Regions from separate parts of the Homo sapiens genome. Here regions 2, 3, 4, 5 and 6 are each linked to region 1. Evidence: chromatin loops called from intact Hi-C (ENCODE). Cell type or tissue: PC-9. All regions are shown on one strand.

What was found. Hi-C counts contacts between places; a loop is a spot of excess contacts. Peaks named below come from ENCODE experiments on the same cell type or tissue, not always from the same donor. Only the 100,000 strongest peaks of a DNase experiment are listed, where the experiment ranks them.
Region 2: a loop joins it to region 1, with 2.6 times the contacts of the local background. A loop is called at or near these places in 3 of 110 quality-filtered maps.
Region 3: it touches region 1 in a loop (8-fold over the local background); 15 of 110 quality-filtered maps call a loop at or near these places.
Region 4: a loop joins it to region 1, with 4 times the contacts of the local background. A loop is called at or near these places in 56 of 110 quality-filtered maps.
Region 5: it touches region 1 in a loop (2.0-fold over the local background); 13 of 110 quality-filtered maps call a loop at or near these places.
Region 6: it touches region 1 in a loop (3-fold over the local background); 6 of 110 quality-filtered maps call a loop at or near these places.

What each region holds. Positions count from the first base shown.
Region 1 is chr3:152,442,252-152,447,251 of GRCh38, forward strand. MBNL1 (muscleblind like splicing regulator 1) reads left to right here. Exons shown (of 10, transcript NM_021038.5): 5 at 3,031-3,288. Among named protein-coding and RNA genes, the nearest start is that of MBNL1-AS1, 180 kb to the left of the region's middle. In PC-9, CTCF peaks have their summits at 1,998 (motif pointing left) and 2,209; a DNase peak (open chromatin) is centred at 1,930; H3K27ac peaks cover 439 bases.
Region 2 is chr3:151,836,440-151,841,439 of GRCh38, forward strand. All of the region lies in intron 1 of AADACL2-AS1 (AADACL2 antisense RNA 1), which reads right to left. Among named protein-coding and RNA genes, the nearest start is that of AADAC, 25 kb to the left of the region's middle. In PC-9, CTCF peaks have their summits at 2,742 (motif pointing left) and 2,949; DNase peaks (open chromatin) are centred at 842 and 2,722; H3K27ac peaks cover 1,093 bases.
Region 3 is chr3:152,023,407-152,028,406 of GRCh38, forward strand. No RefSeq gene overlaps it. Among named protein-coding and RNA genes, the nearest start is that of AADACL2-AS1, 98 kb to the left of the region's middle. In PC-9, a CTCF peak has its summit at 2,951 (motif pointing right); a DNase peak (open chromatin) is centred at 2,855; H3K27ac peaks cover 1,581 bases.
Region 4 is chr3:152,069,660-152,074,659 of GRCh38, forward strand. No RefSeq gene overlaps it. Among named protein-coding and RNA genes, the nearest start is that of LINC02917, 130 kb to the right of the region's middle. In PC-9, a CTCF peak has its summit at 2,490 (motif pointing right); no DNase peak of the experiment used is centred here.
Region 5 is chr3:152,328,860-152,333,859 of GRCh38, forward strand. The region is part of intron 2 of MBNL1 (muscleblind like splicing regulator 1); the gene reads left to right. Among named protein-coding and RNA genes, the nearest start is that of MBNL1-AS1, 62 kb to the left of the region's middle. In PC-9, no CTCF peak of the experiment used is centred here; DNase peaks (open chromatin) are centred at 192 and 2,472; H3K4me3 peaks cover 252 bases; H3K27ac peaks cover 3,410 bases.
Region 6 is chr3:151,915,922-151,920,921 of GRCh38, forward strand. The region is part of intron 1 of AADACL2-AS1 (AADACL2 antisense RNA 1); the gene reads right to left. Among named protein-coding and RNA genes, the nearest start is that of AADACL2-AS1, 9.8 kb to the right of the region's middle. In PC-9, a CTCF peak has its summit at 2,540 (motif pointing left); a DNase peak (open chromatin) is centred at 2,540.

The DNA.
Region 1 (5,000 bases):
AAGAGTTACCTGTATTATGTACACTATTTGATGAAATTTGATGCAGCCATCAAAAGTATTCACTCTGGAAATTATTTAGCAAAATGAGAAATGCTTATGCTGCATTGTTGAGCATAAAAGATCACCAAATAATAGCTATACTATAATTACAATTATTTTTAAAAATGTGTGCATACATACAGAAGACTGGATGAGAAGAGAAAAATGAACCACAGTGTTGTTAGAATTTTCAGATTTAATTTTATATTCTGTTTCAAATTCTCTGTATGATAAATGTTATAATTTCTTATCCTGTTTTTAATTATGAGATTAAATTTGTGAAATGTTGTCAGTTATAATTTACTAATGTAATAGTATGTCTAAGAGATTTATTTTGGGTATCAGCATAGTCTAAAGTGTCCTTGAGTTTATCAGAGAAACCAGATCAAACTCATATTGAGCAACCAAGGGATAGATCCCATTTTATTGATGATGTCTATTAGGGAAAATGTGTTTTAGAAGGTTTGGGAAGTTCATGTTCCCATAGGTACCCCACTATTCAGATGCATATCTAATGCTTGGTAAATTTCCAGTCCCACTGGCCTGTAACTCTCACCAGTACAAGTTTTCACAAGAGATTTTCTCTTCCTTATTTTTTCACAAGCAAGAATAATGTGAGAGTAGCTATTACAGTATGTTTCTGTCCTATTTCTTAGGAGAAACCGTAAGCTGTAAAAAAAAATAAAAATATGAAAGAGTCAAACATGCATATTATGCAAAAGCAGTTGACTAAGTTTTTTTTAACCTCAGAAAAGGTTGGTTTTATGACACATTCTGAGCTAATTCTTAGTTATTAAGTCTGCTTAAATATTTTTAGAATTCTTTCTAAATGTTCCACAGGAGAGTAAAGAACATGAAATTATAATAAACCAATCCTTAACCTGTAGAAACCCCCCCCCCCACACACACACACATGCAAATACATACACACAGAACCTAAATAAATTCAAGTCTTCTTTCTTGTTAATGCGGCAAAGAGTAACCTAAATTGGAAAAGTAGAGTATTAGTTCCCTGCTGCCAATTCATTTTGAGCATATTCAAGAAAGCAGGAATTACTGAGGGAGCAAATAGCAGCTGAGAGAGATCACTTATAGACCTTCTGCAAGTTTCCTGTTTGGTGATGCCTACATTGACATAGACTTGCTTAAACAGAAAAGTAGCCCTTTCGTTTATGCAGTAGTATATATTTAGCATACACACACACACACACACACACAACTTTTTATCATTATTTAATGTAGGCACATCACTCTTCCTGAGTATAGTGATGAGCCTCACATACAATAAATTTTGATTAGGTACTGGGTACTGTTTTAGCAAGCTCCATAGCTGATGCTAATGTTCAGCCAGAGAGGAGGATAATTATTCTCGGTAACAGCTTGATCATTTTTTGCTTTTAAGTTATAAATCTTGGTAATACTTTTTTTCTTATGTTCAATAAGATAAATATGCTAATAAAAAACCAGAATCTTGAATAACTTTTTAAGTCATTTTTGTGATCTTAATAACTGAGTGTAGTGGTGAATGACACTGGCTCATTGTATGTATTTGGAACACAAAACTTTAGCTAGGTTGAGGTTTCCAAGTAGTGCAAGATATCATTTATAATGCTCTTTTTTAAGATGTAGCATGATACAGATTATAGTATCTCCTTCTTTAAGAAACACTTTCCTCAATAATAGGATATGAATATAATGTGGGAAAACACCCAGATTTAAATGCAATCATTGTATTTATACAAATCCAAGAAAACCTTTGCTTCCTAAGTCGTAGTAGGGTTACAGTTTTTCTTTCTTGCTTAACTTCAAAATAAAGTGCTTAGTATCTGCGTTTGCTATTTGTGAAAAGATACTTGAACAATTAAAAACTGTTTCCTTGAAGCTTGAAGTAAGAGCACGAAAATATTAAAAGGACATTCTGTGTTTTAGATGGCCCTCTTGTGGTAAAAGGGTCAAAGTATCCTGAATGAAGACTGCTTTTAAATAGTAAGAGTCAAAATTGCGCAGATGAATGAGAAATAATGTTCTCGCCTTTTCCCTAAGATCTCCGTGGCAAAATTAACAGAATTAGCAAATATAAAACAAACAGACATAACAAAACCAATCTTTTTTTACTGCTTTATATAGCTACCAAGTGAATCTCTAAAGATCAAAAAAATAACTCCTGGAAACATTTTCATAAAAAGCTATCAAATTTGATTTTGTATATTTTTCACTTGGAAATAATTTTATATTTACACGAAAGTTGCAAAAATGGACCCAAGAGTTTCTGTCTACGCTTTACTGATCTAAATATTAATATCTTACATAACTGTAGAATCCCTCTTAAGACCAGAAAAATTAACATAGATATGCTGCTGTTTAACCAATCTACAGACTTTAATCAAATTTTACCAATTGTCCTCCCAATATTCTTTCTGTGACTCCAGGATCCTCCAGCTTGTGATAATATCTCAGTCTGTCTTGCATGACCTTGACACTTTGGGAGAGTACTAGTCGGTTATTAGTAAAATATCTTTCCATTCACTTCATCTGATGTTTCATCTTGATTAAATTCAGGCAGTACTACCTCTACTGTGATTGTGTGCCCTTCTCATTGTATCATATCAATAGATACACAACATCATTATGTCTCATTATTGGTGATATTAATTTTGATCACTTGGTTAAAGTGATGTTTTCCATGTTTCTTTACTGTGAAGTTATTATTTTTCCCTTTGCAATTAATAAGTTTATCAACACCATTTCAGATTGTATTTTTACCATAATTAACATTATACATGCATTTTCTTATGGACATTTATACTGAAATGGAGTTATAATTTGTAACTAAACTAGGAAATGCTGAAGTTACTTGTTGCCTTGTTTGAAAATCATTTTCCCTTTTCATCTATAGCCTTCTGTCACCAGTCTTGCACTTTAAGTTAAAATCTTCAGAAAGCTTCTTCTTCTTCATGTTGACTAAACCTCATGTACTTAATGACCTCATAGGTATGTCGAGAGTACCAACGTGGCAATTGCAACCGAGGAGAAAATGATTGTCGGTTTGCTCATCCTGCTGACAGCACAATGATTGACACCAATGACAACACAGTCACTGTGTGTATGGATTACATCAAAGGGAGATGCTCTCGGGAAAAGTGCAAATACTTTCATCCCCCTGCACATTTGCAAGCCAAGATCAAGGCTGCCCAATACCAGGTCAACCAGGCTGCAGCTGCACAGGCTGCAGCCACCGCAGCTGCCATGGTGAGTAGAGATATCAGCTCTCTCCTTGTTAGCAGTCAGAAAAGCAAAGTGAGCAACTATATCTGACTACAAGCTATTCATTTAGTAACCTTTTTAAAAAAATTGCTGAAGATATGTTTGTTCAGGTATCCCAGACAATATATAAAGAAGTTACTTTCACAGAAGTGAGGGTAACTCCTCAAATGGTTCAGATTGCTCCTACTCTTGGCCTAACTCTTAATCTGTCTTATTGTGGATGTAGGGTTTCTGAAATCTCTGCTTTGTAAAGAACCACCTGTCTCCTTTTCAACTTAACGATATTGCCATTTTCAGTCTTCTTATTTCTGTGTGCCATCTAATCAGCCATTGTTTTCCTTTGGTGTGTTCTTTTGCACATCAAGGCTCTTCTTTACATATATCTTGCTTTTAACAATAACATGATCTGGAACTATTTAGGAGAATTGTTCAACAAAATTGTTCTTAGAATTAGCTACAGGATTTTGAGTAGTATACTATCTAGATTGTCTGAAATAATATTGTGGCATAAACATAATAGTAACACTAGAGAAGCTTGACTATGCCATTATATAGACAGGAGAGAGACAGCAGTACTCAAGGAGTTAGAAATTGGATCATTAAGAATAGCTACTAAACTATATTCTCAAGGTAAATTTTAATGTGATCTAGTAGCTGATTTTAATGAGCCCATTCTTTGTTCTTTGCTTACCTGTTTTAATGTTGTCATTTTTTTACATAAATATATGACTTAAATCAATGAAATACTCATTTTAAAAGTCACTGTGTAGTATTTCATAACACAGTGAAATAATCACGAGAGAGATCTTTTCTGTGTTTATGGATACTTGAGCAAAAATACAGAAGGCAGACTCTCTCCTCCTCTCTTCCTTTCACTCTTTTTTTTTTCTGTTAGAGTATCTTGTTTGTAATTAACTACAAAGAGGAGTTATCCTCCCAATAACAACTCAGTAGTGCCTTTATTGTGCATGCTTAGTCTTGTTATTCGTTGTATATGGCATTCCGATGATTTGTTTTTTTATTTGTTTTTTCTCACCTACCCAAAAATGCACTGCTGCCCCCATGATGCACCTCTGCTTGCTGTTTATGTTAATGCGCTTGAACCCCACTGGCCCATTGCCATCATGTGCTCGCTGCCTGCTAATTAAGACTCAGTCGGCTGTCAAATCACTGAAGCGACCCCTCGAGGCAACCTTTGACCTGGTACTATGACCTTTCACCTTTTAGCTTGGCATGTAGCTTTATTGTAGATACAAGTTTTTTTTTTAAATCAACTTTAAAATATATATCCTTTTTTCTGTTATAGAGTTGTAAAGTACAATGAAAAAACTGAGTGTGGTTTCCTGACAAAATTAGTAGAAAGACTATAATCTAAGTACATAGATGGATATCATACAATAAAAGATTCTGAAAGCCCAGCAGCCCACATTCAGTTTAACTACATTGTAGAATGTTCTGAAGAAATAGTCGGAGGACATAAAGAGTGTATTTTTGACTGTATATTTATGTACCTGTTTGGTTAGCATGGCTTTAGTGGTAGAATTATTTACATTTTAATATTTATAGTTCAGTATTTAAGGAAAAAAACTTGCATGCTCTGGGACATTTGCATGTCTAGGTAGATCTGGGGGGAGGAGCAGAGTGGGTTAGTTTTTATTTTATCTGTTTCAGTCACTCTGTACAATTAACTATTAACA
Region 2 (5,000 bases), 610 kb before region 1:
ACCTCAAAAAAACCACAGCTGCTGGTTGTTACCAAATGCCAAAAAATCACTAAACCTTGTTGATTGTTTCATGTAACTTATGTCTAGCCTTCTAGCCTTTAAAATTTTTCATTTACAGGAGGAGCAGTATTGAAAATAAATAAAATTAAATTAAAAAATAAAATAAAATAAACTTTTCATAGCTTTCCCGGAGTTTTTCAAGTTTATTTTATATTATATTATTGTTAAACGGGGTCTAATCTTGGTACCAGTACTTTAAATTATTCTCTTAGAATAAATATTCACAATTTCTTTCTCTTGATGCCAAAAAGAGATTAATTAGGGCTGGAATTATTTCCAATGGCATTTCAAAAATTCTTAGCTCCTCCTCTCCCTAGGCTTGAGCATTGTTATAAAATTAAAAATAGCCCATTTTGGAAAGTCCAAGATTCTTTAAAACTGAAGTCTCTTATAAAAAATCAAGAGGAGGCTGAGAGGAGGCTTCTCTCTCATTTGCCAATTTCTTTAAAACAAGAGGCACCGTTGTCAGTACTTTTAAAGTGCTGAAAAAGACTACAAGCCTGCAAAAGAAGGCTGAGTGTTTCATTCTAGAGCTGTTTTTTCTTAGTGAACATCCATTGACTTCATTTGGAGGTTGTATCTGAGTGAGCCCTCTTTCTTACAAGTAAAGTAAAACACCAGTCAGCTGAACTCTTTATCAAACATACTCTTCATTTATCTCTTGATGACACAATGTCACTCTTCCCTTTCAAGCTGAGCCTTCAGATTCTCCAAAGGTTTCGACCTCCCACAAAGTCTTCACGAGGTGACTCGCTCTTCAAGGAGCCCTGCTATTATGCCATATGGTGTTATGACTCAGCAAACCTGCAGTCCCTTCTACTTCCGAGACCTGGAAAGACATGTTCTAACTGCTTCTGGATGAACCAGGCATACCAGTATTAGTTCATGCCATCCAAAAAGAAACTTCATGTTCTTTTTAACTCTAAATTACTAAAGCTAAAAGTTACAGTCTTCTGATCTTCAAGAGTTCCCAGAATTATGCTCTCTGGTGATTAAACTCCCTTCCCTAAAAAGTGGCTCATCCTAATAGTGCAATGTTCACTATGTGTCAGCTTTAAAATTCTATGCCTGTAAAATACTCGAAGTTTAGAGAATGCATCTTTTTTCAAACGCTTCTTAACTTTCTGAGGGTGAGGACCAATTTAACAGGATTACATGTAAATTGGCCTTTCAGCTATGACCATTTCAAATCTTGGAAAATTTTTCTCCTGCATACGCTTTATCCTTAAGTAAAGATACATAGTATCTATTTAGAGATCTAATCACAACTTTATAACCTTTAAAATATTTATTCTATAAATTAAATACCAAATATGAACATATAGCGTGTACACATATGCATATATGTACATATGTATGTGTGTGTATATATAGGTATACACATATACATAAAATCTCAAACAAAGAAATTGTCAATAAGATTAAACTGTGGCTCCCTGGAGTATACGAGAAGTTATATACATGAGCTAGAACTCAATCAGTAATTTGGAATTGAAGATTGGCTTAGGAAATAAGAAACTTCATACTTTATACTAATTTAAGTAAAACACTTTGCTTGAATATATTTAAGTATATAGACTGTTAGATGAATTCTATTTTTAATCTAATTAAATTAGAAGTAACATGCATTAGTATATTAGCTAAATCTCATTTATTTACAGTGAATCGAAGTTGGACATATTCCTTGAAAATATTTTGAAAATTATTTTAATGATTAAGAATCAATTAAAAAGAGATTTTACTTTATTTGCTAAAGAATGACTTTCAATAGTTTAGTCTCAAAATTGTTACACATGATTACCAGTGTGAAATATATGAGCAAAGATAAAAATAATACCTCCCTGCCAAAAACAGCTCCTGTTAGAAAATATTTTATTAACTAATCAAATAATCTTCTGGTAAATACAGAGAGATGTTTAAAGGTTGCAATCGAATTACAAGGACACAATAAAACTAAAGGAAATGCAAGAATGCCAGAACCGTTTATTAATAAAATACTGATTTATACAATTGATATTAAAAATGACAGTTATTTTGTCGTTTTCTTTTGAAAATAAGCAAATTATGCCTGTAATCTCAGCACTTTGGGAAGCCGAGGTGGGCGGATCACGAGGTCAGGAGATGGAGACCATCCTGGCTAACATGGTGAAATCCTATCTCTACTAAAAATACAAAAAATTAGCCAGGCATGATGGAACGCGCCTGTAGTCCAGACTACTCGGGAGGCTGAGGCAGGAGAATCACTTGAACCCAGGAGGTGGAGGTGGCACTGAGCAGAGATTGCGCCGAGATTGCGCCACTGCACCTCAGCCTGGGCAACAGAGCGAGACTCTGTCTCAAAATAAACAAACAAACAAACAAACTATTATTTAAAAATTAATGTAAAATAATGGATTAGAAATTATTACAATTTACTTCTTCAGCTTAATCATGTATGATTTCCGTACAGTTTTCACTTAGAAGACAATAAGAGAGAAGATGCGTATCGTCAAATGAGTTTAGATTTTTAAGTGCTCAATTTTCCAATACAGTGCAAAGAAACTGAAATTGCTTTCGGTCAGAAGAAAATAAGATAAAATTCAGTAAAAAGGAAATAAAGCCAAATGCATTCAGTTGGAACGGAACTCCGCCAGTTAGTGACTACAGCGTAAGGATTGTTTTCTTTCATACGTTCTTAGTCTGCCCCCTTGTGGGCTCCAGAAAGCTGTTACCCAGCATAAGCTAACGTGATAAAGTTAGATATCCAATAAAATCATGTTTTAATAATTCCTTTAATGTGGTTTAGAAAAATGTCTAAACTTGCTTTAGTTTATCAAACAAAAGCATTTAAAATTATAAATAAATATCTCAAAACTTACACCTCTAAATAAATTGAAAGAAGATATTTCCTTTAATTCCTAAAATTCTTTTTAAGAATGAAATTACCCATCCTGGGCAACATAGCGAGAGTCTGTCTCTAAAACAATTAGCCAGGGATGGTGCCATAGTCCCAGCCTCTCAGCAGGCTGAGATGGCAGGATCCTTTGAGCCAAGGAGTTTCAAGTTTCAGTGAACTGCCATCATTATGCCACTGTGCTCCAGCCTGGGCTGAGAGAGGGAGGCTCCATCTCTCAAAAGAAAAGAAAAAGAAAATAAATTACTATATAAGCCTCATAGAAATTGGAACTATAAAGCAATTGTCAAAAAATGCTATCTGAAACAATCTAGCTGAGGTGGGTTTTTTTTGCATTTATTTAATGTTCCATGTATAGAATGGAAAGCATTTATGACTTCTTTGTAAAAATAAACTGCATTACTATTATTGGAGAGACGAAGAGGCACATTAACTACATTATCTTCTTGTAATTGAAAATTGCTCCGATGGAGATACTGCAAGTTTGAAGATCTGAACTTCATTGCCGATGTCATTGTCATTCCTTGATTTGCCTAAACTTAAAATTTCAACATTTGTAGATTAAAAGGTATCCTGTGATAACCATCTCCTGGCATATTTTATAACTAATAGATAAATATTGTTGATGTCTTTTAAATTAAATTCTTAAATTTTTAGTATTTAAATAGGCAATCACTAGGTAACTATAATCAATATGCTTGATTTTGTTTTTTATTACATATTCCATATGTTTCATTTTATCTTCTACATTACACACAGTCCTTCCATGAATTCAGGCATATGTTGTTTTTTCATTTTTGGCAGTACAATACACTTTTGGCTTTCCATGTTTAATTGGATGAGTAGATTCTTACAAAAAATAAGACAAAGAATAAACACTAATATTTCGATTAATTATAATACCATTTTCTCAAGTAGTGTTCCAGGATTCAGTATGACCATAACCTTTAAGTAAAGTTCAATACATTGTTTCAAGATAGAAAGCAAAGTAAAACCAGGTGGTACAAACTAAGTTACATGCTCATACAGGCCCACGCGCATGTGTGCACACACACACACATACACACACACTCACAATTTTCTTACCAACACATCTCTCTGTAACTCTTTGGTGATCCTGGACAAGGTTCCCACGCCTCTTTGGATTTAGTTTTCTCGCCTATGAAATGGTACTATATCAGCTGGTCAATATTTTTTTGAACTGAGGTCTACAGATCTGCTTATGTGTCCACAAGTGGTCCAGTAGAATTTTAAAGTACAGTTTTCCCTCAGTATCTCTAGGGAATTGATTCCAGGACCTCTCACAAATACCAAAATCCATTGATGCTCAAGTTCCTGTTATAAAATGGCATAGTATTTGCAAATACCAAAATCTATTGATGCTCAAGTTCCTGTTATAAAATGGCATAGTATTTGCATATAATCTAAGCAAATCCTCCTCTATAGATTATATGCAAATCCTCCTCTATTCAGTCATGAATCACTTAACCATAGGGATACATTCTGAGAAATGTTGTTAAGCAATTTTTTTGTTGCGTGAATTTCATAGAATGTACTTACACAAACCTAGATGATATAGCCGACTATACACCTAGGCTATATGGTACAGCCCTATCACTTCTAGGCTGCAAACCTGTACAGCATGTTAGGGTACTAAATACCACAGGCAATTGGAATACAACTGTATTAGTGTATCTAAACATATTTAAACATAGCAAAGGCAATGCCATGCACTATAATGTTAAAATGGCTGTGATATCACTAGACAGTAGAAAATTTTCAGCTTCATTAGAATGTTATGGGGCCACCATTGTATATGTGGTCTAAAACATCAATATGTAGCACATAACTGTACTTTAAATAAGCTCTAGGTTACTTATAATACCTCATCCAATGTAAATGATATGTAAATAGTTATTATACCATGTTGTTTAAGGAATATGACAAGAAAAAATGTCTGCATATGTTTAGTGCAGATGCGATTCAAAAAAATGTATTTTTGATCCAGGATTGGTTGAATCCACAGATGTATAACTCATGACTATGA
Region 3 (5,000 bases), 420 kb before region 1:
GAGAGGAGACAAAGTTAAAGTGTAGAGTTGTTATTAGGTTTTTTTTTTTGTCTGTTTGTTCATGCAAACAGTATTAAGATGTTATCAGCTTAAAATAATGGGTTTTAAGATATTGCAAGCCTCATCATAACCACAAATCAAAAAAAAAAAAAAATGCAATGGATACACAAAAAACTAAAATGCAAGAAACTAAATCATACCACCAGAGAAAATCATCTTTACTAAAATGAAGACAGGAAGGAAAGGAGAGGAAGACCATAAAACAACCAGAAAACAAATAACAAAATGGTAGGAGTAAGTCCTTACTTATCAATACTAATATTGAATGTAAATGGACTAAACTCTTCAATCAAAAGACATAGAGTGGCCAAATAGATTTTTAAAACAAAACAAAACAAAAAAAACAAGATTCAGTGAGTTGTTGCCTATAGGAAACACATTTCACCAATAGGCCGGGTGCAGTGACTCACACCTGTAATCCCAGAACTTTGGGAGGCCAAGGCAGGCAGATCAAGAGGTCAGGAGTTCGAGACCAGCCTGGCCAATATGGTGAAACTCCGTCTCTACTAAAAATACAAAAAAAAATAGCTGGGCGTGGTGGTGCACACCTGTAGTCCAGCTACTTGGGAGGCTGAGGCAGAAGAATCACTTGAACCTGGGAGGCGGAGGTTGCAGTGAGCCAAGATTGCAGTACTGCACTACAGCCTGGGTGACAGAGTGAGACTCTGTCTCAAAAAAAAAAAAAAAAAAAGAAAAGAAAAAGAAACACATTTACACATTTCACCTATAAAGACACAAAAAGACTGAAAATAAGGGGATGAAAAAAGATATTACATGTCAGTGGAAACCAAAAAGAGTAGGAGTTATGATACTTACATCAGGCAAAATTGATTTCAAAACAAAAATTATAAGAGACAAAGAAGGTCCCTATAAATGATGAAGGGATTATTTCAGCAGGAGGATGTAATGATTGTAAATATATATGCATCCAACACTGGATCACCCAGGTATATAAAGAAAATATTATTAGAACTAAAGAAAGAGATAGACCTCAATACAATAATAGCTGGAGACTTCAACACCCCATTTTCAGCATTGGACAGATATTTCAGACAGAAAATCAACAAAGTAACATTGAACTTAATCTGAACTGTAGACCAAGTCTACCAAATAGATACTTACAAAACATTTCATCCAACAGCTGCAGAATACACATTCTTTTCCTCAGCACATGGATCATTTTGTCTATAGATCATATGTTAGGACAGAAAACAAGTGTTGAAACATTCAAAAAATGAAATAATATTAAGCATCTGCTCTAATCACAGCAGTATAAAACTAGAAATCACCAACAAGAAGAATTTTGGAAAATGTACAGACACATGGAAATTAAACAGTATGTTCCTGAATGACCAGTAGGTAAATGAAGAAATTAAGGAGGAAATTTCACAATTTCTTGAAACAAATGATAATGGAAACACAACATACCAAAACCCATGGAATACAGCAAAAGCAATACTAAGAGGGAAGTTTATAGATATAAGTGCCTATATAAAAAGGAAGAAAACTTCAAATAAACAACCTTATATAGTTTGAATATATGTCCCCAGCAAATCTCATGTTAAATTGTAATCCCCAGTGTTGGAGATGGGGCCTGGTGGAAGGTGTTTGGCTCACGGAGGTGGATCTCTCATGAATGGCTTGAGCCTTCCCCTTGGTGATAAGTGAGTTCTCACTCTAAGTTCACATGAGATCTGGTTGTTTAAAGGTGTGTAACACCTATGCTCTCTACCCTGGATTTTCTCTCTTGCTCCTGCTCTGGCCGTGTGACATGCCTGCCAAAATATAGAATCAATCTAACTGTCCATCAACAGATGAATGGATAAAGAAAATGTGGTACATACACACAATGGAGCTCTATTCAACCATGTAAAAGAACGAGATCTTTTGCAAAAACATGTCATTTGCAACAACATAAATGGAACTGGGGGTCATTAAGTTAAGTGAAATAAGCAAGGCACAGAAAGACAAACTTTGCATGTTCTCACTTGTTTATGGGATCTAAAAATCAAAACAATTGAACTCATAGAGAGTAGAAGAATGGTTACCAGAGGCTGGGAAGGGTAAGGGGTGGGTGCAGAGGAACTGGGGAGGGTTAATGGGTATTAAAAAATAGTTAGAAAGAACGAATAAGTCCTAGTATTTGCTTACCCAACAAAGTGACTGTAGTGAAAAGTAATTTAATTGTATATTTTTAAATAACTAAAAAATGGGATCAGATTGTTTGTAAAGCAAGGATAAATGCTTGAGGGCACGGATACCCCATTTACCTTGATGTAATTATTACCCATTGCATGTATGTATCATAATGTCTCATGTACCCCATAAATATATCCAACTACTATGTACCCATAAAAATTAAACATAAAAAATAAAATAAAATAAGTACCTTTTTGGAGTTAATATATTACAATATATATAAAATATCTGGAATATTAATCTCCCAAATATTAATGGTGATTATACCATTGTGATGTGATTACAAGTAATTTTTCATGGTTTGTTTGTTTCTATTTTCTAACTTTCTTCTTTAATACATTTGTATTACATGTATTATGAAAACATTTTTAACGTAAAAATATGTGGGCAAAAATGCGAGTTCCGTTCATTGCCTATGACTCACATCTAATGTATGTTTAAAAGATGGGTCAGGGAAAATGTCAAGTGCCAAGCTGTGTTTATTTTGCAATAAAATAAAGGGACATAAGTAGGAAATGAATAGAACAACTACACCTAAGAACTCCTCAAATATTTGAAAAACGGCCGCAATCTGTGAGAAATTACCACACTCATGAATACCTATTAAGATTTTAATACCAAGTTAACTTGCAAGATACTTTATTGTTTTGGAGATGAATTTCTTTTTACAAGTCAAATAGATTTTTTTTTGTATATGACTCTGGCCCAGGAGAGGGCAGACCATCACACATAAAGAATTTTAACTTAAGCTTTTAAAGAAATAATGTTTATGGCATGACTAAGTCCTTAAAAAAGGAAGGGGCAATTCATCCTCAAAATATGTTGTTTTTTTCTCTCAGTATTTCCATTTCCATTTCCATTTGTAATCATCTTCAAACACAAATACTCCCTTCTAAGTAAATTGTTACTGTGGTAGCTTTGGTGTCATGATTATTCTTCCTTAAAAAGTTTACATTTATTCTGAAATTACACCTTTTTCACTGAGTAGTGAATGCCTTTTAAGATGAAAGTTTGCTGCTACTTATAAGGGAAACAAACAAAAAGAAAAATACTATGGAAATGAACGGGTCTTACACTTTTTAAAGTTTTATTTTGTTTTTAATTGATACATAATGATTGTACATATTTGGAGGTAAAGTATGATGTTTTGATATATATATACATTGTGTAATAATAAAATCAGGAAAATTAGCATAGCTATCACCTTAAATATTTATCATTGTTTTGTAGCAAGAGTATTCAAAACCCTCTCTTCTAGCTATTTGGAAAAATAAATACATTATTTTTAACCATGTTAACTATAATCATCAATAGAAAACCAGAAATTATTCCACCTAACTATAACTTTATACTCATTAACTAATCACTCTTCCTCCCTCCATTCTCCCCAGCCTCTGATAATCACTATCTTACTCTCTGTTTAAAATCAGATAAAGACACATCAGCAACAACTACAAAAAAACGCAGAGGCCAATATCCCCGATGAACATAGATACAAATATCCTCAACAAAATATTAGCAAACCAAATTATAGAACACATTAAAAATACCATTCACCATGAGCAAGTGGGATCCATTCCAGGGATGCAAGAATGGCTCGACATACATAAATCAATAAACATGATGTATAACATTAATGGAATCAAAAACAGAAACCACATAATCATTGCAATAGATGCAGAAAAAGCATTTGATAAAATAATAATAATTAAGGTAATAAAATATATAATAAATAAAAACTCAAAATAAAAGCCCTCAACAAATTGGTTATAGAGGGAATGTACCTCAGCATAATAAAGGCCATATATGGAAACCCACAGCTAATATCATACTGAGTTGAGAAAAGTTAAAAGCTTTTTCTCTGAGATCTACAACTAGACAAGGATGCCCACTTTCACCACTTCTAGTCAACATTGTACTGAAATTCCGAGCCAGAGCAATTAGGCAAGAGAAAGAAAACAAAAGGGCATCCAAATTGGAAAAGAGAAAGCCAATTATTTGTTTGCAGATGACATGATCTTACATAGAGAAAATTTTAAGTACTCCACATACAAAAAACCTCTTAAAACTGATAAATTCAGTAAAGTTGCAGAATACAAAAATCAACCTACAAAAGTAAGTAGCATTTCTATATGTCAACAGCAAACTGTCTTTTAAAAAATCAAGAAAATAACCCCATTTACAAGCACTGCAAAAAAATACCTAGGAATAAATGTAACCAAGGAAATGGGTAAAGACCTCTACAATGAAAACTATAAAACATTGATAAAAAAAACTGAAGAGGACAAAAATCAATGGAAACACATCTTGTATTCATGGACTGGAAAAATTCATATTATTGAAATTCAACTTAAGTGTCCTTCACCAGTGGATTGGCTAAAGAAAATGTGGCGTGTGTGTGTGTGTGTGTGTGTGTGTGTGTGTGTGTGTGTATTTACCATGGAATACTACTCAGCCATAAAAAATTACATAATATCTTTTTCAGCAACTTGGATAGAACTGGAGGCCATTATCCTAGGTGAAGTAACTCAGGAATAGAAAACCAAATACCACATGTTCTCACTTATAAATGGGAGCTAAGCTATATATACGCAAAGGCGTACAGAGTGGTAGTGCACATAGGAGACTCAGAGGGAGAGAGGGAAGGAGGGAGGGATGAAAAATTACCTGCTGGGTACAATGTATACTATTCAGGTGACAGGAACACTAAAAACCCAGACTTCACCATTATACAATTCATC
Region 4 (5,000 bases), 370 kb before region 1:
GAGATTAATTCCTTTAACACTTGTATTATTGTATGTAAGTAGAATTACTTTGAAATTTTTTTCTTACAGAATGTTAAAATTAAAGTTTTTGATGAAACACCAAGATAAAATATAATGTACTAGACATTCCTCTATTCCAAAGTTGGTGTTTATATCTCATGCAAAAATTTATAATGAAAATATCCATAGAGTTGCTACACAACTCTTTAAGCCCTGGATCATCTTTAACATTTTCAGCAGTTGACAGTTGGTAGTAAAGAGAAAATTTTGTAGAAAGAAATTTTGAGAGCATCATCAGGTTTCTAGGAATCCTAATGTCACAATGGGGAAGACTTGGGTAGTATCTGGTTCTCACCTCAAGGGCAGTGAGAGAGGTTTTGAAGAGGCTACCCTGTAAAGCTTTATTGGTATCTCCCCAAGTTTGTGACTCATGCCTTGTAAAGCTCAAGTGATACCTGGCAACAGAATAGAAGGCTAAAACTGAGAAGTTACTTCCTTTCTCTCTGAAAGTGGGTCAAATATGGGTTAATCAAGGCACTCACATATAGATTCTAAGTAGAAATGTCAGCCTGGGGTTATTTCAAGTGGGATCCACTTCAGGAGGGTTGCCTTTTAGGCTGAGAAACAACAAATGGAAAAGGATGTGGACTGTAAATCCAAGAGGAAATTCTATGTCATGGGGCTAGGCCTGACAAAGGAAAAACACTGCCTATGCTCCAGGAGTTTTAAAAAGGTACTCTTGCAGAGAAATCGTCAAAGAACATACACAAGTACCCTAAAAGTGAAAAACATTGTTTGCTTTAAATATCTGTATGCCCAGAAGTCATGAAGATATCTGTAAAATATGAGGTTTCTTACCTGCCTTCCCTCTTCTATCATCCTTAACACCTCCCCTAATCCCACCCCCCAACTTTGACACTGAGAGTGTTAAATTAAGAGATACTAGATAGGACAAAAATAAATGAGAAGGAGAAAAAGAAATTTCAGCTCAAAGGAAACCCCAGCTGGAAGGCAAAGGAAAAGATTTAAGTCAACTTCAAAGCTTTGGTCATTACATAGGACTGGAAGTTTCAAAAATCTGCAACTTAAAGGAATGGTCAGAGAGATTTTTTTTTTTTTTTTGAGACGGAGTCTCGCTCTGTCACCCAGGCTGGAGTGCAGTGGCCCGATCCCGGCTCACTGCAAGCTCCGCCTCCCTGGTTCACGTCATTCTCCGGCCTCAGCCTCCCGAGTAGCTGGGACTACAAGCGCCTGCCACCATGCCTGGCTAATTTTTTGTATTTTTAGTAGAAACGGGGTTTCACCGTGTTAGCCAGGATGGTCTCGATCTCCTGACCTCGTGATCCGCCCGCCTCGGCCTCCCCAAGTGCTGGGATTACAGGCGTGAGCCACCGCACCCGGCCAAGATTTTTTTTTAATTTATGAGTAGAGACAATATCCTAAAACCAAGAAACATACCTTTCCCTTTACTTAGAGTTTATTCTTCTTTCAAAAAGAGAATTTGATTGAGTTAGTTGTCCTCATTGCATCCATTAAGGGCCTCAGCTGGGCAAAGTTCTTGCAAATCTTCTCAGGCATTGTTGGTTCCCTCTCTTCCCAGCACAGCCCATAAATAACCATGAGGATAAAACGATGGAAAAGAAAAAAGAGTAAAAAATAAAATAGCCTATCAAAAGTACATAAAACGAACTCCTTAAATCATAAAATCGAAATCACAATTTCATGTGTTCTTAAATAAAACAAAAATTACAAACCTCATCAAGATGGAAACAGAAAGCTACTGCTACTAAGTCTATCATGTAAACTGTAACCTCTCATAATTTGGTCACACCAAGCCTATGGCTAATGTCGCTGTCTCAGATCCAGACATCTGTGGCCAGGAGAGCCAGGTTGCTTTCATCTACAGTAGTCAAAGCTAGAACCATAACATTTTAGTAGTAAAGAACTAGTTGTGATAACATTCTACAGAAAGGATTGTACACTTTTTGAAGGAATTTGTGCATCTATTCTAGAAAGCAAAATCTGCTGTTCTGGAAATTTGCCATAAGGTGTATACAATTGTACTTCAGCCACACAATCTGAATGGAGAGATACATAATTTGACACTCTGAGGCTGAATTCTGCCCCAAACTCTGTAATTAACTATGCAGAATAGTGAGCATACATTCATAAAAATATATTTAATTATTTATTTAAACCACATTAGTAAACATTAATTTACTGTTTGTTATAAATGTTACTTAAAGTCATTTAGAGGCATAATTTTAAAGTGCAATTTAACATTAATTTCATATCCTTTTTATCTTTTTCTTAATCATTTCGCCCTGAATCATAAGTGATATTACAAAGATATAGTGATATTTTGTTCATTCATCTAGCACAGAATTTTGCAATAGCAGCATGGCTGACACTCTGAGCTGGATAATTACTTGCTGTGGGGACTCTCCTGTGATTGTAGGATGTTTAGCAGTCCACTAGATGTCAGGAGTAACTGCCCTTTAACTACCACCAGTTGTGACAACCCAAAATTTCTCCAGATAATTGTTGAATATACATCCCACTCCCAGTTGAGACCACTGCTTTAGCAGAATGTTAAGGCTTTCCAGTTTACACATCTTGCAGTAGCTGCCATCCTAATCCTAGGGAGCTCATTGGTTATCATTGATTAAGACGTAAGACTAAGCTAACTGGTCCTTAGTTTACTTTTATAACCTATTCCATACTCAAACACACATAGCAAGAAAGAAACAGGAGATTGAGATGCTTCTAGGAGCATCCTTGTACAGTTGACGCTCTTTATGCGGGAGAAGAGATAGGTTCCTGGACTCCCCGCATGTACCAAAATCCCGCATATACTCAAATCCCAGTCAGTCTTGTGGAAACTGTGTATAAGAAACGTCAGCCTGTCATATACTGAGTTTCCAGTCCAGCCTTTGGTTGAAAAGAAATCAATGTATAAGCGGACGCGTGCATTTCAAACCTGTGTTCAAGGGTCAACTGTATTTGTGCACAATTCCAAAGTAGTATAAGGAAGGAGAATGTCTCAGCTTTCTTACCCCTCATCCCCAAAGCAGAACCTGATACTAAAGCTTTTATGAAAATGGATTATTCAGAAAAAGAACCCAAAGATAACAATTATGTTTGTTTCTTCAATTGGAAGGTGTCATTTTCTTGCCAGCGGACTTAACCTGATACTTTCTCTCTTCCTTTAAAATCAGTTATGGGCTCTGCATTATATATGTAGTTCCATGTTAGCTCCCAATAACCAGATCCAACTAACCAACTCTTAACTATTTGCATAAAATGCTGTTTTCGGTAACAAATTTCATCAGTTCGATAAACAGTGTCTCATGCAAAACAAACCATTTTGAATACAATAAAGCATTATTATTATTTATATTTTTACTTTTTGAAAGAGAGTCTCGCTTTCGTCGCCCAGGCTGGAGTGCAATGGTGTGATGTCGGCTCACTGCAAACTGTGCCTCACGGGTTCAAGCGATTCTCTTACCTCAGCCTCCCGAGTAGCTTCGATTGCAGTCGCCCGCCACCACGCCCAGCTAATTTTTGTATTTTTAGTAGAGATGGGGTTTCACCATCTTGGCCAGGCTGGTCTCGAACTCCCAACCTCAGGTGATCCACCCTCCTCGGCCTCCCAAAGTGCTGGGATTATAGGCACAAGCCACCTTACCAGGCCAAAGCATTATTTCTGAATTGAGATTTACCTTGGTTTAGTAACAGGCTGTTATTGGAAAATCATGACCGCAGTTGACTCTAGATGGAACTGTTAGCCAGGAAGTCACCAATATTCCATTTCTCATTCTCGGAATGCTTTGTTCATTCCCAGGGGGATGATTTTATGCAGTGGCAGAGTCGGTCTGATCTTCCTCTTGCTTCTCTTTCAAATTGCAGCATGAATAATATTATCTGATCTTTAGTGGTGGTGGTTCATGAAAATCATACTTAGATTCTTAATCCAGGAAGACCTTTTATTGAAACGTTTTGCTTTTCAAACAAATCTTTGCATGACTTCACATTTTCAGCTTATTTACTAATTCCTGTGTATGGAAGAAAGAAGAGAAGAATTGAAGGGGAAGATAAAGGGTTAGATTCCTTTCTGTTCACTACTAAAAAATAAAAGTCTACCTTATAATTCCTTTGATACATATTTGACATAAATAAGTGCAGTGTGATAAAGAGTAATTGTGACAGACCAGTGAGAAATCTGGCTTCATTGCCTTTTGAAAACATTTAATGTCTCCTTGTTTTCTTTTTTCATAAATAAGGGTCAATAATTTTCATTAATTTATTCAATAAAATTTATTGAGCCCTTGACATGTGCCAAACATTATGTTTTGTGCTGAAAACACAAGGGTAAATGTGAAAGACTTTATTACTGTAATCAGAGAAGTTACGTTAATACTAATGTATTAATATTCAAAAAGAACTCATCTGATAAGCAAAATATCATGTAAACAAGTTTAAAACTCAAAATATAAATCAAAACATGAGAATTTAGCGATTAAGAAAATATTCTAGGATTACAGATTGAATAATATTATGTAAATTTATGTGCAATAAGACTTGTCAAAAACACATGAAAGACAGCCTGAATGAGTGGTCAGAGATATTATTTCCTTGAATGAGAAGGCTTAATATTATATATACCCACATCAATTTATACAATTTAAACACATAAACTCAAATTTTCTAAAAAATAGGAAAAAAAATTTCTACTGATTTGGTTATATTCAATACAATGTTATTTCAAGAATATTTTTGAAATATTCATTAAGTCTAAAATGATATACATCCTTTGATATGGCATCCTTCTAGATAATTGTCTTCAATAAATAAATTTCAAAGTATAGCAACTGTATTAGTTTGTTCTCATGCTGCTGATAAAGACATACCTGAGACTGGGTAATTTATAAACGAAAGAGTTTTAATCGACCCACAGTTCCACATGGCTGGGGAGACCTCACAATCACGGTGGAAGGTGA
Region 5 (5,000 bases), 110 kb before region 1:
TAGCTTAATCTGAACAGCACGAAACTTGACAAAAAAGTTTGCTAATACATAAATATTGGCTATTTTAATCTGTTGAAAACGGAAGGCTAGTACCAAGGGAGACGGTAGTAAAATTATAGAAGGAGCTAGTGAAAAGTAAACATTATGCAACATGAAAAGAATACTAGGGGAAAAACTGACAGAGTAGAATAACAGGAAGATTAGTCACTTCTGGAAGGAAAAAAGTAGGTAGGGGCAGGGGGATGAAGTACTTTAAACAGGAATGTGGAACTGGAAGTGCTAGGGCTAAAAGACAGATGTGAGCTTATTTGGGAGCTAAACTGGGCTTTGAAAAAGGAATAATACTGGTAGCATTTAATATCAAAATTTAAATTTTATGTTAACAATAAGAAAAAAATGGAGAAAAATTTTTGTTAGGGATTATAAAATGCCTGTTAAAATAAAAAGACTTATATTTACTCCTTTGTGGAGCTGAATTGGTTTCGGTCAGACAGCAATGTCAAATGCAAATCAAGAAAATACATTTCTGAGGCCAAGGCAGGAGATTTCTTGACCCCAGAAATTTGCAACAACCCCAAGGAACATAGTGAGACTCTGTCTCTACCAAAAAGAAAAGAAAAGGAAAAGAAAAGAAAAAAAATTAGCCAGGCATGGTGGTGAGCACCTGTAGTCACAGCTACTCAGGAGGCTGAGGTGGGAGGATTGCATGAGCTTGGGAAGTCAAGGATGCAGTGAGCCATGATCAGCCATTGCACTCCAGCCTGGGCAATGAAACAAGACCCTGTCTCAAGAAATATACATATATATTTTATCTTATATATATATATCTTATATATTATATATATATATAATATATATGTCATATATAATATATAATATATATAAGAAATATATATATAATTTCTTTCAAAACCGGTCAAAGTTCTTTTACTTTCAAGTGATGGATAAAATAAAACCATTGTGGATATCATGGGATATATGTGCTATTGGTTTGAAATAATTTTCACTTTTGCATTTATTTATCTGTCAAAGGAGTACCAATCTCTAAATATTTTAAGGATTATTTCTATGAATTCTCTAAAAAATATAAATTGTAACTGTCTATATCATACAAAAATATTTAGCAATCCTTATAACAGAAAACAAGATAGTAAACATTGTGTGTATGTTCATGTGTGTGTATGTGTGTTTATTGGTAGTCTCATTAATCCCTAGTCTCTACTGACGTTATTAGGGACATTAGTGGAACAGATTTTGCTGAACACATTTTCAGCCACTCTGAGTGTTCTTAGGTATTTTATTTATTTAGAGACTGAATCTGTGTTGTCCTGCCTGGTCTCAAACTTCTGGGTTCAAGCGATCCTTCTGCCTTACTTTCCCAAGTATCTGGGACTACAGATGCACACCACTGCCCAGCTAAAATGTACTTTAAATAAAGTAGATAATTCTGGGGTTATCTCAAACTCCTGGCTTCAAGTGATCCTCCTGTCTCAGCCTCCCAAAGTCCTGGGATTACTGGCTTGAGCCACTATGCTTGCCACCTCTGGGGTTATATTAGCATGACACCAGGACAAAAATCTGCCCATTTTTATATCAGGAAAAAAAATGCTACTTTCATTTAGGTGCAGAAAATGGCTTATGCCTATTGAAATAAAAAATTCAGTCTAATTTAGACACCTAAGATTATTATTTGCTATAACGACATGGAATACATCACTGTGTGTCACTGAATTCATGGAAATGCAGTACAGAATGCAATACAGTAATCCCCCCTTATCTGCAATTTCACTTTCTGCAGTTTCAGTTACCCATGGTACAACACGATAAGATATTTTGAGACAGAGAAACCAAGAGAGAGACCATATTCACATAACTTTTATTACAGTATAATTGTTCTGTTTTATTATAGTTATTGTTGTTAATCACTTACTGTGCCTAATTTATAAATTAAACTTTATTGTAGGTATGTATAGGAAAAATAATAGTATATTTAGGGGTTGTTACTGTCCATGGTTTCAGGCATCCTCTGGGGGTCTTGGAATGTATTCCCCATAGATAAGGATTATCTACTATATACAGTCAGGTAAGCCATTCCCATTGATTTTATTACAAATTGCAGTGCTTCCATGGCTTGCTTACACATAATTTGCTGAGGTAACTTTTGCAGAAAGTAACCATTTTACGTGAACACCAAATACTGATTAAAAAAATCTCTTTTTCTCCTTTTCCCTCTCTTTCTCTCCCTTCTCCCTCTCTCCTTCCCTGTCTTACTCCCTCGTTCCTGCTCTTCTTCTCTTTTCATACTCACACAGACACTCCTTCCCCTACACACACACACATACACACATACACACACACACCCTGCCCCTGGGCATAACTGAATAGGAAATGTTTATTTTCCAAACTACAGAAAAAAACCTTATCTCAAACACTGAAAGTCCTTCCTTTTCCTGGTTTGGAAACACTAAGTCATACTGAGTCACTTGTAGATTTTCTTTAGCCAGTTTTATTTAAAGCATAAAGTTGTGAGGACAAAATGACTCAGGAATTTGTAATGTACCATTAGAGCTTTTCACTTTTAGGATGCTAGTTCATATTCAGATGACTTAGTATTAAAGATTGATGGGTTGTTTACTTTCTAGAAGAATCTGAGGAGCTCACTGTAACTTCACTTATTTTGACCTAAGTATGGCCTAGAGTTTATGCTTATTAATTCATTTATTTCTCGGTAAAGCCATGTCCAAGGAATTAAATAAAAGGAAGCGGACCCAGTAAGGGTTGATGAATAAGAAGCTGTTACCTTACTCATTTACATGTATTACTTCAAATGTTATTGATTGATTGATTGATTGATTGAGATGGAGTTTTTGCTCTGTTGCCCAGACTGGAGTGCAGTGGCATGATCTCAGCAACCTCTGCCTCCTGAGTTCAAGCGATTCTTCAGTCTCAGCCTCCCAAGTAGCTGGGATTACAGCCTCCCCACTACCACACCCAGCTAATTTTTGTATTTTTAGTAGAGACAGGGTTTCATTATGTTGGCCAGGCTGGTCTTGAACTCTTGACCTCAAGTGATCCACCCGCCTCAGCCTCCCAAAGTGCTGGGATTACAGGTGTGAGCCACCGCTCCCGGCCTTGATACCTCTTTAAAAATGAAGTTTGTTAAAATGATCAGAAACTTTAATGCAGCTGATTGCATTGCCATTGACATCAGTGAGAAATAAAAACTATAGCTATAATGGTTAAGTTGAGCAGTTGGAATCTGTATGTCTGTATCTATCTATGTTTATTTAGATGACTGGATAAAAGAGTCATGATTCCTCCTAGTCTATCACGTGGTAATGCCAAGGTCAGAAAAATCATTTGTTATGATCTATCTTATGTAAAAGCCTGTGGAGTTACTTTGTTTTCCTCACTCATAAGATGTCAAAATGTGCTTTCTAGAATTTTTGAATAATTTTTGCTTAAATTCAGTGTTAAAGTTGGAGACTGAAACAAATTTAAATCTGTTGTTAGCCAAAGAGTAAATCAAGCTTATGTGGGTGCAATATATAACATGACTACCCAAGAAATTCTGCAAAAAAATGTAGTTGTCTAGCAATTAGGTACAGAGTTGTCATCTTCCTTCTATGATAACTTTTGATTATAAAAATAATTGAAGGTAAATAAACTGTAAATGACACACCACCTCAAGCTATGCCACATGGGCACCTAAATAAGTTCTTTTTAGTAAATGCCACCAAATGGCTGTATTTCTTACAGCTTATGGCTAAATTCTGACAGAGGGGAGGTGCCTTCACCATAAGAGTATTTTCTCTTTGAAGTTTTCATGGTTTTGTGTGTGTGTGTGTGTGTGTGTGTGTGTGTGTGTGTGTGTGTGTGTGCGCGCGCGCATGCGCACACACTAGTTTATATTAGGTTAGAGTTTAAAAAAAGCTGAAGATAGCCAAAATTAGTCCAGAGAGTTAGACTTGCTGCCAAACTAAAGAAATAGCTTGGTTTCAGTATTCTTCTGGCTTCTCAGTCTTAACATTTGGGGACCTGAGTGCTTGATTTGAGCTGACTGAAATTAACCCAGATGGCCCACTTTGGGTCCTCAAGAGCTAATTAAAGGAAGTCATTTCAGTTGCTGAATAATCAAGGCCGTACCTTCCTCCAATGTTGGTTTCAGCCCACACCTTACAGATGATCGCTGGCTTTCTGAAGCTCTCTCTAAACTCATAATTATTGTTTGGACCCTGCATGTAACTAAATTAATTTGCCAAGGATGGGAATGAAATGTAAGTTTTATTGGCAACAATGGTAATCCCCCAAAACAGAATGACAGATACAGTGATGGTAATAATGTTACTGCCCTGTTAATGCCTCCGAAGATAAGATACACTTGAAAAATAATGTGAAAACTGAATTTGTCCTTGATTTGAAAAATCTGAGAATCACATAAAATGTTTGTTAATTTCTTAAGCTGGTAAATATCATTAAGAGAAATGGACACATATAAGATAAGTTTGTGTGCATATTTGTACACAGTTAGGTTTTTGGAAAAAGACAGGGATATCAGATGCTCCTGCCACCAGGGTTCTGGCCAAACACGACATTTCCTACTCTTGTTTTTGAAGAGTTCTAACACTTCATCAGTTTTCAAGTGTCAGTAGAGAGTGGGCATAAAACCACAATTTCAGGAGCTGCATTCTCTGGGTCCAGATTTCATCTTTGCTACTTATTAGTTGTATAACTTTTGGCAACTTAACATTATATGCCTCAGATTTATCAGATATACCCTATTAAATGGCAATGTGTCTACCTTGTTAGGTTATTGTGACTCTTAAATAAGTTAATACATGTAAAGAACTTGTGGAATTTCAGGGCACACAATGTTACCTTACCATTGATATTATTTGCTGTTATTAAATCTTAATTTTATGTAAACATTTTAAAATGTCTGTCTCGTTAACAATAAATGTGCAATATACAAATAAATGAAAATCAAAATTAGTGGTGGA
Region 6 (5,000 bases), 530 kb before region 1:
GAATTAACATGTACTTATATACAAAAATGATACATTCTAATACTCTATTATTTTTATATTTAATACTCCATCTTCTGCAAGATGGTATTTTGAGATTGTTTTTTCCTAGAATTATTTTTCAGCTCCTTTTTCTTCCTCATTTAATAAGCCAATAATTTCTCTCATTTCTACCACCTACTTATGCTTCTTTTCTTTTTCCCCAAGAGACCCTGATTTAGTTTAGGCCCTCATAATATTACCTGGATTATCGCAATAGCCTTTGAACAAATTACTGCCTCTAGCTTCGAAATTATTCTCCACATTCTGCCCACCATCTTCCTATCTTTTTATAATCCAAATCTAATTTTAGTTCTGGTGAAATGTTCTCTTTTTTCCAGAGTTGTATTTGCTCTCTTTCCTGTGATCTTATTGCATTTGTACACGACTTTATTATTACTCATCTTTAGGAAATTGTCTTTGTGTTTTCAGTTTCTAACTGTGAACTCCTCAAGAATGTGGAGGCTCTCTTGCTAATTTGCATATTAGCTCAACTTATTACTGATTCCTGCACAAAGGAGATGCTCAAAATATTTGTTGAATTGATCCCTTCTACTAATGAAGATATTAATGTATTAAGGGAATTGAGGATATTTAAAATGTTCTTCAAATAAATATTTAAATTTCAAAATATCTAATGCCGAGTAAAAGTTTTCCCTATAAATGATGTCATTGGGCATTATATTGAGACTCTTTCTGTCTCCGTTTCTATAGAGTTTCCTAAAGGCTGAGAACAAAACAAAGAGAGCAAGAACTTGCAACTTCCAAAGTGAGGCTAAACTCCCTGTACAGACCTAAAATAGGAGGGGCCCAAAATTGACGTTTTGACCATTAGCTTCTCACCCACCTTATGGGTACAAAAGAGTTAAGTTTGAAGATGCCAGGGAGTTAGGGAAAGAATTGGTTTTTGACAGTTATCTGGAGGAGGAAGATATGATGCTCCACCTCACTCAAGCCCAGTGAGAGGACTAAACTCCACTTCAAAGACTAAGTGGAGAGCCTACATGGGTCTGGTGTTGCTTAGGAACACAATCAAATTACCTGATTCATGTCTGAGAAGAAAGTGACTGGAGAGAGTTGGCTGAGATGACTTCTGACTCTAGCAGAGAGAGTTTTATAATAGCCATGCTCCCAACAAGTGTTTGCTTTTCTGGAGCAAAAAACCTAAGGACAGACATTGGTGTGTGATCTTTATTCATGGGACCCTGTCCAAGGGGGTTCCTGCTAGGGGCAAAATCTGACCCGAGAGGCAGAGGGAGATTATAAATTATCAGCTGAAAAAGAAGCACTGTCCTGCAGTAAAGCTGCTGTTGAAGGGGCTCAGTCAAAACCAGCTGTATAATTTCTGGGGCCCAGTGAAAAATGAAAATGCAGGGTCTCTTGATCAAAAATTATTTTAAAAATGCAGAGGCAACAACAGAGCATTAAACCAAGCCTGGGACCCCTCTAAGCCTGTGGTCCTGAGATTCTACATAGGGCTCACACCCATGAAGTTGGCCCTGACCTGGTTGTGCAGTCACACAGCTCACAAAAGCCCTCAAAAATGACCACAAGAGAAATGGGCAGATTTGAACTACTGCCGCAGTGCCCCCCAACCCACCAAATGAATGTCAGATTGCAGAGGTATTGGTGAAAGAAAACACCTTCTGCTCTTTACCTCTTTCCTCTTCTTCTCTTGAACCCTCAAGTCAGAGGCAGCCTTGTGGGAAGAAGAGTAGAAACTTGGTAGGGACATGGACCAGAATGTGTGTGACCACCTCACCACTTCTCCCCACTGCAGACTTCTGGTGGGAAGCAGACAAAATAAAGGGAAGAAGTTTAACTTTAGGTGAAGTTAGCAATTTTAAGTATTACACAGAGATAGGTGATTTAATTACTGAAATGAAACAATTTAGGGGGGAAAGGTAACTAGGAAACCTTTCTTCTTTTAATTTCTGAGAATTTATGGGACTTGCCCAAGATTTTTTTCAAGGTGGTGATGAAGAAGATGCCAAGACAGTGGATTTGCAGGGCTGTGATGGGAAAGAGTAAAGTACCTTTATAAATGTGCCCAAAAGAGTTCTTCTTATTCACTATAATGATAACGACTATTTTTATTTATATACTCAAATCTCTCCGGGTAAACACACACATATCCACACACAAACATTCATGCTCACATATATGAATTGATGTTGAAATATACATACATTTGAGGTAAAGAAGTTGAACTTGTGACTTAATTGAGCCATGTCTCTGAAATACATCAATTATAAGCCACAGCAAAAATATTGCTTATGAAAGAAACCAAAAACAGAATGTGTGCTTTAAATTTTTGTTCTTGTTCTACTTAAATTTGAGAAACTAGGAATATAAACCTGGCAGATGGGGGTGGGGGCATAACTCTAGACAAAGTTAGAAATGCAGATAAGGTATTCTGGCCAAGTCTTTAATTTTGGAGGTTATGGTTAAATCATCTGCAATGTACAGTTAAGAAATGTGCTTTTACTGCCCTCAAGTGGTTTTAAAATTGTCACTGCAACATTTCTGACGACTTCAAAGTGAATGTTTCAAAACCCTAAGCAGTCTTCACATTTTCCAGGCTATCTGACAAGGGAATCTGAAATAATAATCTTTTATTCTGAAATAGTTTCTAAATAAGCAAATAATGAAATGGATCAGGTAGATTTATGTTGTTGTGTTGAAATATATGCACTAATACAGATTTGTAAAATTGTTTCTCTTCTTTTTTTAAAAATGTAACTGTAGCTTATACATGGACTCTCAGCTGGTCAGGGTTTGCGTAGGAAGATAGTATGACAGTTACTTCTTCTTCTAAATTAAGCAGCTGAAAATTATATAAATATTCAGAGAATGTAAGCTTCAACATCTTTGTAAGTGCTGTTTCTCTGCTTCCCTTTCTACCTCACAGGAGAACACCTGAGTAGAGCAGAAAGCTTGCTGGGCCAGCCCTGCCTGCTGGCTCTTTGCTAGACTGGGTGGGTGGCCCACCGTGTTGCTGCCTTGGCCCCTCCTTGTCGCTTTCGGATGCTGCCAACCCCTTGTGATATGGTTTGGCTGTGTCTCCACCCAAATCTCACCTTGACTTGTAATAAACTCCACGTGTCAAAGGTGGGGCCAGATGGAGATAATTGAATCATGAGGGCAGTTTCACCCATACTGTTCTTGTGGTAATGAATAAGTCTCACGAAATCTGATGGTTTTATAAATGGGAGATCCCCTGCATAAGCTCTTTTACCTGCCACTATGTAAGGCATGCCTTTGCTTCTCCTTTGCCTTCCACCATGATTGTGAGGCTCCCCAGCTATGCTGAACTGTCAGTCCATTGAAGCTCTTTCCTTTATAAATTACCCAGTCTAAGGTATGTCTTTATTAGCAGTGTGAGAACAAACTAATACACCTTGAGTCTCAGTCATGCTCTCCTCCACCAGCCCATAGTTTAAGAGATTACTTGCAGTTTCTGCTCTTGGCACATTTACTCCTCACCATTGTGGGCCATTCCAGGCCTGCTGGTTCTTGGCTCTCATCAGCCTTCTTCAGCACCCCCAGGGAAGCACAAAAACATGTCTATATATGTTCACACCAAAAGACAGCCCATGTTGGTGCAAGGTTTCTATCCTGAGCTTTCCTTTTGCTGAAACCTCCTACTGTTCACATGTTCGCTGATCAGAGTCCCCTGGAAGTCTTGTCAACACACGTTTCTGGGCCTATACCCAGAGTTTCTGATTCAGTAGCTCTGGGTGAGTTCCAATGACTTGATGTTCTAGCAGGTTCCCAGATGACGATGCTACTGGTTCTGGGACCACTTTTTAAGAACCACTGGCCTAAACCAGTACTTCCTCCAATTGTTCACATAGAGTTACATGTAAAATATAATAAAATAGCTCATATTTTTGGACCACAGTTGACCATGAGTAACTGAAACAACAAAAAGTGAAACAAGGAATAAGTGGGGACTACTGTAGATGGTTCAAATTTTTCTAATGTGTAGAAAAAAACATAGAGTAACGAGTTTCTCTTTCATAGACAACTATGGGCACATTTTTGAGCGCACATAAGTTTGTTCAAACAAGTTGGGTAAATACCTAGGAATGTGATTGCTGATTGTAGAGTAAGAAAATATATATGTGTTTTGTATATACATATAACACATCTTTCTCCATGTTTTTGTCTTCTTTATTTTATTTGTTGATATTTTGTCATTTCCTACACACATTTTCTATACATATTATATTAGATTTATATCTGTGTAGTTGAGCTACTGTAAATGGTATGGACTCTTTTTCTAATTTTAATGTTTAGTTGTTTATTGCTGGTATATAAGAAATCAATTGACTTTCAACCTTCTATCCTGTGACCCTTTTATATACACTTATCAATTACAGGAATTTATTGTCATTTCATTGGTATTTTAAAATAGAAAATTATATCATTTGTGAATATAGACAGTTTTATCTCTTTCCTTCTGATTGGTGTCCTTATAAGAAGAGGAAATTCAAACACACAGAGATACTAAGGATGCACACAGACAGAGGAAAAAATCACGTGAGGACACAGCAAGAAGGTGGCCATCTGCGAGTCATGGCGACAAGCCTAAGAAGAAGAAAAACCTGAAGGCACCTTGAGCCTGGACTTCTAACCTCCAGAGCGAAATAAAATTCCCTTGTTTAAACTACCCAGCCTATGGTACTATGTTATGGCAGCCCTAGCTAACAAATATAGAACCCTTAACATATTTATCATAGGTATTTTAAATTTTCTGTCTGAAATTCGAACATCTGTGTTACATTTGAGTCTGGGTCTTATGATTGCTTTGTCTCTTCAGACTGTGTATGTGTGAGTGTGTATATGTGCGCACATGCGTACACGCATGTTTTGCCTTTTTGTACATCTTGTAGTTTTTGCTGAAAGCCAAACATGTTGCATTGGGTAATTATTTTGCTGAAAGCCAAACATGTTGCATT